Regions from separate parts of the Mus musculus genome. Here regions 1 and 2 are each linked to region 3. A link is a contact called in ENCODE POLR2A ChIA-PET data. All regions are on one chromosome and are shown on one strand. The core of a region is the stretch at or near the end of the contact, and the rest is flanking DNA. Distances in the headings are between cores, read along the strand shown. Region 1 holds the start of Zfp668 (zinc finger protein 668). Region 2 holds the start of Stx4a (syntaxin 4A (placental)). Region 3 holds the start of Fus (fused in sarcoma).

Region 1 (2,976 bases), core at 366-2,865, 91 kb after region 3:
GTCTGGAGGTTCAGAAAGCCTCGCTATGCACAAACTCCTAGAAATGTTCCCCCAGGTTTAAGTCATCTCTAGAGCCTGAGAGAAATAAGGAAAATAAAATCTGGAGCCTAGACAGACTGATTTTGTTTTTTAGGTTATATATAATGGATCTTATTGATCTTCAGACTGTGCACTCTATCATTCTGACAACCTAACAAAAATCTATGAGGTGTGTGTTTGTTTTTGTAACAACGAACCAGAACTATTTGCTTTTGAGATATGGTCTCAGCTCACTGTAAAGTTCAAGCTGCTCTGGGATTCCCTCAGTCGCCCAAACTAGTTTCACACTTATGAATTTTCCTACCTCAGACTCCTGAGAGTTGAGATTGAAGGAGACAGCCACGACTGTTGGGCAGGCCTTACACAGACGTGCAACCTTTCTTTCTTCACTCTTCAGCTAAACCGAGTGGTCTGAAAAGAATGGCAGAGCAGCTGCTTTCTTCAGTGGTCACCTATGTGTTGTAGAAGGTAGAGGCCCTCTTAGGGACGAACCTGGCTTCAGTGGTCACCTATGTGTTGTAGAAGGTAGAGGCCCTCTTAGGGATGAACCTGGCCTTTTCAGCATCACACTGTTTCCCTGTTAGGCGTTAGTTTTACTTCCTTTAAGTACATTTAATCCCATTCCATTTCAGGTTGAAAGTTCATTTTATTCTCTGCCTTTTCTATCCCCTACCTACCTTACCTTGCTGTCTCCAACACTTTTCATTCCCTCTTCTACTTTTTCTCTAAATTATGATAGCAACTCAGGCTGGACAGTACCATGGGCCAAGCACTGCTGTTACACAAGTGTATTTGGGGTGGGTGGGTGGCATTTCAGACAGGGTCTTACTATGTAGCCCTCGCTTCCCAAACTGGGACTAGAATCATGCGACACTATGATAAGCTTGTAAGTACATTTACACCACTAAATCCAAAGCCGTGTTACCTCGTTTTTTTACATAAACTCACTTCAAGAGGCAACCTTCATTCCAAAACCAGCAGCAGCTATTCATTTCTGCCACATCATCTGGCCTTTCTCCGGGGCTGACTAGTCTCCTGGGACCCTAGCACAACTATTTCTAATCTCACCAGCTGAGCCTGGTCCCAGAATTCTCACTTCTCAAAACTCCTTCACTCGAGTCCCCTTTTCCTAACCAACCACCATCACATTCCTGTAGAGTCACTCGTCTTTTCTGCCAATTTCTTCTCTAGATCCCTACCTCGCACCAGGAGTGCCTTCTGGTTCCCGCCGCCGGCGCGTCCGTTGGAGGTCGTGAACGGGAGCGCGCCTGCGCACTGGGACCCTTACCCTAACTGCAGCCGCGAGCCATAAGTGGTGGCTGGTGCGAGAGTTCTCGAGCCCATACACACGCACACTCAGCCAGGGTACCCGGGAGTGGTAGCTGAGGGAAAGGTGCGGGAGAGAGGAGGAGGTAGAGGGAGCAGGGACAGCTGGTATGAACCCAGAGTCTAGCCCAGTTCCGCGGACACTTCCTATTGTTACCAGGAACCAGGAAGTGTCCTAGATGCTAATGCTTCCCCGCGAAACTTCCGCCTGGGAACACTTCCTGTCCCTCCCGCGGGCAGTGTTTCCGCACGGACACGCTTCCGGCGCTAGGTTCCGGGTGGGCCCGACTGTTTGTTTTCTTTTTGTTGTTTTGAGACTGGGTCTAACTCTGCAGCCCGGGCCGGCCTCGAGCTCGGAGCAATCCTCCTGCCTCAATTTCCAGAATGCTGGAGCTCCCAGGCAGCGTGAGCCCCCACGCTCCGCTGCGGGCGCAGCTCTGGCTCCGCCCACGCAGGTCGGCGCGGCGTTCGGATGGATTTAAGCCACACTTCCGTCCAGAGCTGCTGAAACCCTTCGCGTGCTTATTCGGGCAGTACGGTCACAGGAAAGACCCTGCAGCCCCGGCTACGGCGCTTTGGTGACACTTTTCACGAGGTTCCATAAAAGCTTCTTCCCAGGGCTGGCGTGGAGGGATCCTCGCTGAGTCCTTTCCTCGCTGTTAGAGGAAATGTGGACTCGACGTGGACGCGGGCACCACAAAGCCCGAGCGCCCTCTCCGCATCGTCCCACCTCCTAGCTCCTGCAGACGCTTCCGGCGACTTGGCGGGTGTCCGCCGTCAATCAGCCCGGCGTGCCAGCCCCTCAGCACCCAGAAACCCTTCGCAAGATACTTCTCTGCTTCCGCAGGCTCGGGGCTGCTTCCCTAAGTTTTTCCTTCCTCCCGAGCAAGGAAGGCGGCCTTCCACTTCCGCCGTCTGCCCGGCGGCCCCTCCCCGCCCTCCCTCCGGGTCCTAGCGCCTGCCCCTCTCCGACTGTCCCGAGCTCCGTCGGCGCCAGGCACCGCCGCCAAAGCTGCGGAGCCTGCGAAAACCGATCCAGGTAGGACACGCCGGCGGGAAGTCGCGGGGGCTCGGGCAGCGGCCCCCGACGCGGTTTGGGGTGCTCCCGGCTTCACGTGTGCTGCCGAGCGGACGGAGTTGACCAGGCGCGAGCATCCCGGGCGGGGCGAGCCGTGAGCGGCCTCGGGCGGGCTGCGGGCCCAGCAGGTCCTAGAACCCGCCCGGTGCCCGCCGGTCAGTGCTTTGGATGCCCAGGCTCAGCGGACGCGACTGCCGGCCCTGCTCGGCGCGGACCCGGGGGTCCTAGAGTCCGCCATGTTCCGGGCTTTTGTCTGAGTGGCGAGGGCCTCGTCGCCGAGTCCTTGGCGGCTGCGCCCCCCCTCCCAGTCCGAGGTTCTGCCCGCCCCTCCCGCGGTCCTAAAGAACGCCATTTTGCAGGTCTTTGTCCTGCTCTGAATCCTCCGTCCATTCATTTCTTCATGCCTTCCTTCTTCATTCATTCTGCCCTGTTCCGCTCGCCGAAGCTACGTTATCCTAGGGTTTAGTCCCAAATGAGTCAGCATACAGCCCCGCTCTGCGGGGGCTGCCTGTCTGGCGAGGACACCCGCACAA
Region 2 (2,831 bases), core at 202-2,701, 130 kb after region 3:
GGAGAAGAAAAAAGAAGGAGCGAGCTTTTAATTTAATCTCAGCACTCAAGAGGCAGAGAAAGATGGATCTCCGTGCATTTGAGGCCATCCTGGTCTATATAGGAGGAAGAGGTGGAGGAGTAGGTGAGAAGAGAGAAGGGAGAGGAGAAGGGGGCGAATTCTGAATTTCTGAGATATGTTTTTCTTTGAATTACACCAGTGGGTTCCCACAAGCGTGGAGGAACCTCTCATCTGCTTGCCCAAAGAATACACACTGGCCTGAAAGGATGAGAGCAGTAAGTAATTTTGAATTTAAACTTAAAATAATAATAAAGGAATCTGAGAGGCCATAATGTGCTCTGCAAAGTACCATGGCTTTGATGCCATGGGACAGAGATCCTAGACCCAAGTCTGCTGTGTGACCTGGATCTATCACTTGACTGTATACAACAACTAGATACACCAGCAACTGGGCTGAATCAAAGGGAAAGATATGGCTGAGACCCTTGAAATTCATTCACCTTTTAGCTGCGCCCGGACCTCTCTCCCCAGCTGTTTGATCTCCTCTCGCAGGTTCTGCAGGCCCTGCTTCATGCCTAAACGAGAAAGCCAACACTTCTAAATCACAGCCTCTCCCACAAACCAAAACCAAACCCATCCTGGCCATCACCTGAATAAAACTACATCCCCCATAGTCCACCGGGCTGGCGTGCGTGAGCCCTAGGTTTCGCTTACTCTCCTCGGGAAGAGGCGTGGCCAGGATGGTGACCTGCTGTTTCTCCAACTCCCGGACTTTACTCTCCAGTTTGGCCATAGTCTGCCGAATTGTCTGCACCTAGGAAGGATCACCAAGAGGGCTGAAGACTTAAGTGTCACTCTAGTCCGCCCTACTCCTCGGTTCTCCTGACCCTTACCTTCTGGAAGAACTCGTCGTCCGGGCTGCCCAACCGGGCAGCACCTGAGTGCACCACCAGCGCGACTCGAACCTCATCTTCATCGTCTGAGATGTTATCCCCCTGCCAGGGCCGGAGTCATTGGCGACAGTTGCTCGCTGCGGTTCTCGCCCCGCAGGAACCATGGGCTTCCGGGATTTTCCTTCCTGGCCATCAGCCACCCGCCCGGGACCCAAAACCAGGAGTCCTCACTCCAGCGCGCCCGCCCGGCCCCGCTTCTCCTCACTCCAGGGTGTCCTCACCATCCCGGTTTCTCACCTGCCTCAACTCGTGGGTCCTGTCGCGCATGGTGGTCGGAGTGCCCTGGACCCGAGCCCAAAGGGCCTCAAGGTTCTAAATTTGGAAGTCCTGCACCTCTCTCACACTTGACACCCCCTCCCTCACCCAGCGAACTCCAGTACACCCCGGAGCCGCCAAAGGCCCCACCCCTTTCACCATCCACAGTCGTGGGGAAGAACCCGATCATAGGACCCCCAAAGTTCTACAGGTTGGAATTCCCTTCTCTTCCCCCCATCCTGCTCCCGCAGCTGCCGCCCCGCCCCTCGGGGGATGACTCCGAGCATGCGCGCGAGGGCTCGGCTCGTCCTCGCTAGAGGGAAAGGCGGAGGTCGGAAGCAGTGGCAGCCGAACGGAAGCGAGGCTGCCTGAGTCCAGAGCCCGCCCCGCTGCTCCCCCCCCCCCCACTACCGGAACATCTCATATTGGAGCCGAGATCTAGTTGCCCAAAGGGTTGGGAATGCGTCATTTGCACGCAGTCTGAGAGCCTCGTATCTCACATCACCCCATGGCGCCCCCTCATCACGTGACAGGCCGGGCCCAGCTCCGCGGGCTGCACGCCCGACCGCCAGTCATGTGTTCCGGCCTGTCAGCGACGTCTCGGGCTTCAGTCTCGCGACGTCCCCGACACCCCAGCGTCTGAGCTGTGCCCCAACAGCTTCTTCGAGGTGGGGAAGGGTACACTGCCTACTCTCAGCCACCTACTAAGGATGCTCTGTAGAATTCACTTTTTTGTTGTTTTAATTTTGGGTCCTCGGGCGTGGGCAAAGTGAAGACTTGCATTTGGGGCTGTCAGTATCATGAGACCTTGGAAATCAGGAAATAATAAGACCCGAGTCTCCAGCGTCAGGGAATTGCAGGGTTTTGTAGGCAGAGAATCTGGGGGTGGGAAGTGACCTCAGCCAAGGTGGCGCTCCCCCCGCTGCTCCCCCGCGTCCTCCTGGCACAGCCTCTGACAGGTGGGCGGCCTATGCCCCGAGTGAGCATTGCAGTCCCGCTGAGCTCGCTACCTTCTGAGCAGCACGACAATTCCAGAGCAGCTCAGACTGAGAAAAATGTACTGTTACCTCCGCAGCCCTGCCTTACAGCTGACGTCTCAGCATGACTTGCTTTTCTTTAACGGAATCCCCAACACCAAATTCGGTAGCTGCCACATAGCAGTCCTGCATAGAAGATTTGATCCGAATAGTAGCCTTTCCTGTATTTGAAACTAAAGCCCGTGGCTTCCTGATCTTCTTTACGCTTCTCTCACGGTGCCATTTCCCCAGATTTGTTTGTTTGTTTGTTTGTTTGTTTGTTTGTTTTTCGAGACAGGGTTTCTCTGTGTAGCCCTAGCTGTCCTGGAACTCACTCTGTAGACCAGGCTGGCCTCGAACTCAGAAATCCGCCTGCCTCTGCCTCCGGAGTGCTGGGATTAAAGGCGTGCACCACCACTGCCCGACTTCATTTCCCCAGCTTTGACCCTCCAGAAATACATTCACTTGATAGATTTATTGGACACATACATACTAGGGAATAGATACTGATATGGGCTAGCGACATATCAAGGACCAACAGACCAAAGTCCTGTGCCCTGTGGAACTTCTATTGTATAGAAGCTTCCCCCCCCCCCGCACCCCCCAA
Region 3 (3,017 bases), core at 41-2,540:
CAGATCATCCCTTAAGTTTAAAAATCCTTTTGACTTGTTGCAGGTCTTTCCAAGGCCTGCAACACACGTCACCACATTTTATATCTTCACAGCAGCTCTGTATACAGGAAAGGTGGTATCACCGGATGTCAAGATTAACTTTGACAGTCAGCGCTATTACACAGTTGAGTTCAAGCCCAAGGAAGCAGCTAGAAGAATGGGACTCTCCAACCCCCAAATGGCATGGTGCTCCCAAGGTTCCCGACGTGTGGCTCCAAATAACTGAGCTCCCGCCTACCATGCGCACCCAAAGCAGACAGCACTTTCAACAATCTGGGAAGCTGTAGCTCAGCAGCTCCCTGCAGGAAACCCAAGCTCTACCCCCGCACTGGGACAAAACTGACAGCGAGAGGGTGTGGCCTCGGAGAGCGACTCCTCTGATTTCCTTCCGGCCTTAGGAAAACTCAACTCTGAAGTGGGAAACTCAGGCCGGGGTCCCTGACTCCGTTGGTCATCCCCTGGCGGTCCTCCCAATCCCACGGACACGCAGGCCAGCCAGGAGCTTCCGCTCCCGCTGCGCGGCCACGGAGGCGGGAAGAGGTGGCCCCGCCCCTTCCCAAGGGACCCAGCGAGCAGGGCGAGGCCAGCACCGGACCACAAGTCTTCCGCCGAGGGTCTCGCGACAAAAAAAAAAAAAAAAAAAAAAAAAAGAAGAAGAAAGAAAGAAAGAAAGAAGAAGAAAGAAAAAAAGAAAAAAGTAAAAAAAACGGACCAACTCCTGGCGGGGGGGAGGGGGGCCGCGGCGAGAAGGGGGAGGGGCCAGAGGAGCGCGTGCGCGCACCAAGTGCCCGGATGCAGCACTGCGACAAAGCGAGGCCGGGAACGGAGGGAGGGGAGGGGGTGGGGCGAAGCTGCGGAGACCCAGAGCTCCCTCACCCCGGTCACCCCACGTCGCCAGGCAGCGTCTCTCTCAACACTCGACTCAAGTGACCGGGCCAGGAGAGAAAACCCACGGTCTCCGCGCCAAAGGCGCCAGGGGAGCCAAACAAAATGGCGACACCGCCCTCCCCTTCCCTCCACCCGCTGCTTCCCGCCAGAGGTGGGGGAGCCCACTCGCCCGCCACCGCAGGCCCAGCCGAAAGCCAAAAGCCTTGCTGCGAGGGAACGAGGCCTCGCAGGGACGCGCCGTCGCCGCCTCGCGCTCCCACATACCGTTTGAAGCCATGTCCGCGCACGCGCGCAGCGCAGGCCGCCAAGCAACAAAGTTCCAGACGACCGCGAAGCGATGCCGCGAGGACTGAGCGGCCCCGCCTCCCGCGCCCGCCTTAAGTACGCCTGCCGCCTACGCGCCACCGGGACGTACCAAGTGGAGAAGCGCGAGGGGGAGGCACGCCCAGGTCCCCACCCTTCCCCGGGGATACGGAGAGCTCAGGAAGACAAGAGGGAAAACGAACTCGCTTTATTCCCAAACACTCGCACGCGCTTTCTCCTTGCGGCCGGTGGCTCTCGTCCGTCGCCCGGGGCTCGCCTTCGACACACCTCTACCCCACTAGAGGCAGAATGGTACGACCCGGCCTCCCGCTAGGGGCGGTGCCAGGGCCCTGCGCCCGAGAGCGGAACTGTGTAGTCAAGGCCTGGAGTCTCCGGGTGTGGGAACCGAAATCCTTCCGACCGGCCCAGCGGCTGGGCCCCACTTTCACTGGGGAAGATGCAGCATACTTTCGCTTGCCCTGGCCTAGCAACTGAGTCGAACGCAGTGTCGCTCTGGTCCTCCACATTCTCTCCTGACAGACAGCACACTGATCAGTCTCGTTTTTCACTTAGGAATGCCTCGGCTTGCTGTTCTTTAGACCTTAACAAGGTTTATAGATTGTGACGTTTAACCTGGAAGAAGATGAGCTTTAGTCTGGACCCTATGGCCCTAAGGCTGGTTCAACAATAACACATATGTATACAACTTAAGAGGCTTCAAACCCACAATTACCCCCCCCCTTTTTTTTTTTAATTTGGCCTCTCAGTACCGCTCAGTTGATCTCGAATCCTTGATCCTATTTGCCTTAGCCCTGTGCATCCTGGAATTACAGTCGTCCTGGTTTTCCCCCATCATCATCTTGTAAAGAAATCTGAGGAATGTAGCTTAATGATAGAGCGATCGTTTAGCCTGTGCATGACCCTGCCTACCTCTCCAGTCCCGGAGCTAGGCAGAGGTGGAGGGGAGATGGATCTTATGAGAGCAGTGAGCGGCTAGACTAAGAATGTGAATGAGGTACGAGGCAGTTCAGGGTCAGACCTTCTGATCTTTAAAGTCTAAGCCTGGGGAACTACAAAATGCTTCTTGGTTACAGGAAATGATTGAAAGCATTTAAAGGCATGAACACTTTTTGTCAGTTCAAGGACAAAACGAAATTCAAGGGGGTTGGAGAGACAGCTGCTCTAGAGAAACCACAGGTTCAATTCCTAGTACCCGAATGTGGGCAAACAACCAACTGTAATTCCAATACCAGGGACTCTGGGATCACAGAGATCAGGTAATTCATTTTGCAATGAGTAGGTTAGGATGGGTCTGAGGGAATGACATTTCTACTGGGAGTTTACCAAGTGGATAAGAACAAAAATGACGGGTTGGAGAGAGGGCTCAGCGATTAAGAGCACTGACTGCTCTTCCGAAGGTCCTGAGTTCAAATCCCAGCAACCACATGGTGGCTCACAACCATCCATAACGAGATCCAGAAGAGGAGAGGGGTCACCCTCTTCTGGAGTGTCTGAAGACAGCTACGGTGTACTTACATAATAAATAAATAAATCTTTTTTTAAAAAGATATTTAAAAAAAAAAAGAAGAACAAAAATGACCAAGCTTGACTGAGAACCTGCTCTGTGAAGCCACGTTAGCTGTATCCTGAGAGGGGGCATTGGAGAAAAGATAGACATTGTCCTCCTCTTAGGAACCCTCTCTGGCCCGCCCACGGAACAGTGTGGAGAGATGGTGAGAAGCAGGCAGGGGACAGGCAGGGAGGCAGCCTCTAGACTGCAGCTTGTC

What was found. ChIA-PET counts read pairs that join two places held with the same protein, here RNA polymerase II (POLR2A).
Region 1: POLR2A ChIA-PET joins it to region 3 with 50 read pairs in Patski. The contact joins the promoter of Zfp668 here to the promoter of Fus in region 3. POLR2A ChIA-PET finds 5 or more read pairs at or near these places in 4 of 5 experiments (Patski and embryonic stem cell).
Region 2: POLR2A ChIA-PET joins it to region 3 with 13 read pairs in Patski. The contact joins the promoter of Stx4a here to the promoter of Fus in region 3. POLR2A ChIA-PET finds 5 or more read pairs at or near these places in 3 of 5 experiments (Patski and embryonic stem cell).

What each region holds. Positions count from the first base shown.
Region 1 is chr7:127,875,475-127,878,450 of GRCm38, reverse strand. It overlaps Zfp668 (zinc finger protein 668), which reads left to right and starts at 1,615. Exons shown (of 3, transcript NM_146259.4): 1 at 1,615-2,404. It overlaps Zfp646 (zinc finger protein 646), which reads right to left and starts at 750. Exons shown (of 3, transcript NM_172749.4): 1 at 344-750.
Region 2 is chr7:127,840,428-127,843,258 of GRCm38, reverse strand. It overlaps Stx4a (syntaxin 4A (placental)), which reads right to left and starts at 1,451. Exons shown (of 11, transcript NM_009294.3): 1 at 1,191-1,451; 2 at 894-995; 3 at 715-814; 4 at 501-575. The coding sequence starts at 1,220.
Region 3 is chr7:127,965,752-127,968,768 of GRCm38, reverse strand. Fus (fused in sarcoma) reads right to left here and starts at 1,290. Exons shown (of 15, transcript NM_139149.2): 1 at 1,192-1,290. The coding sequence starts at 1,204.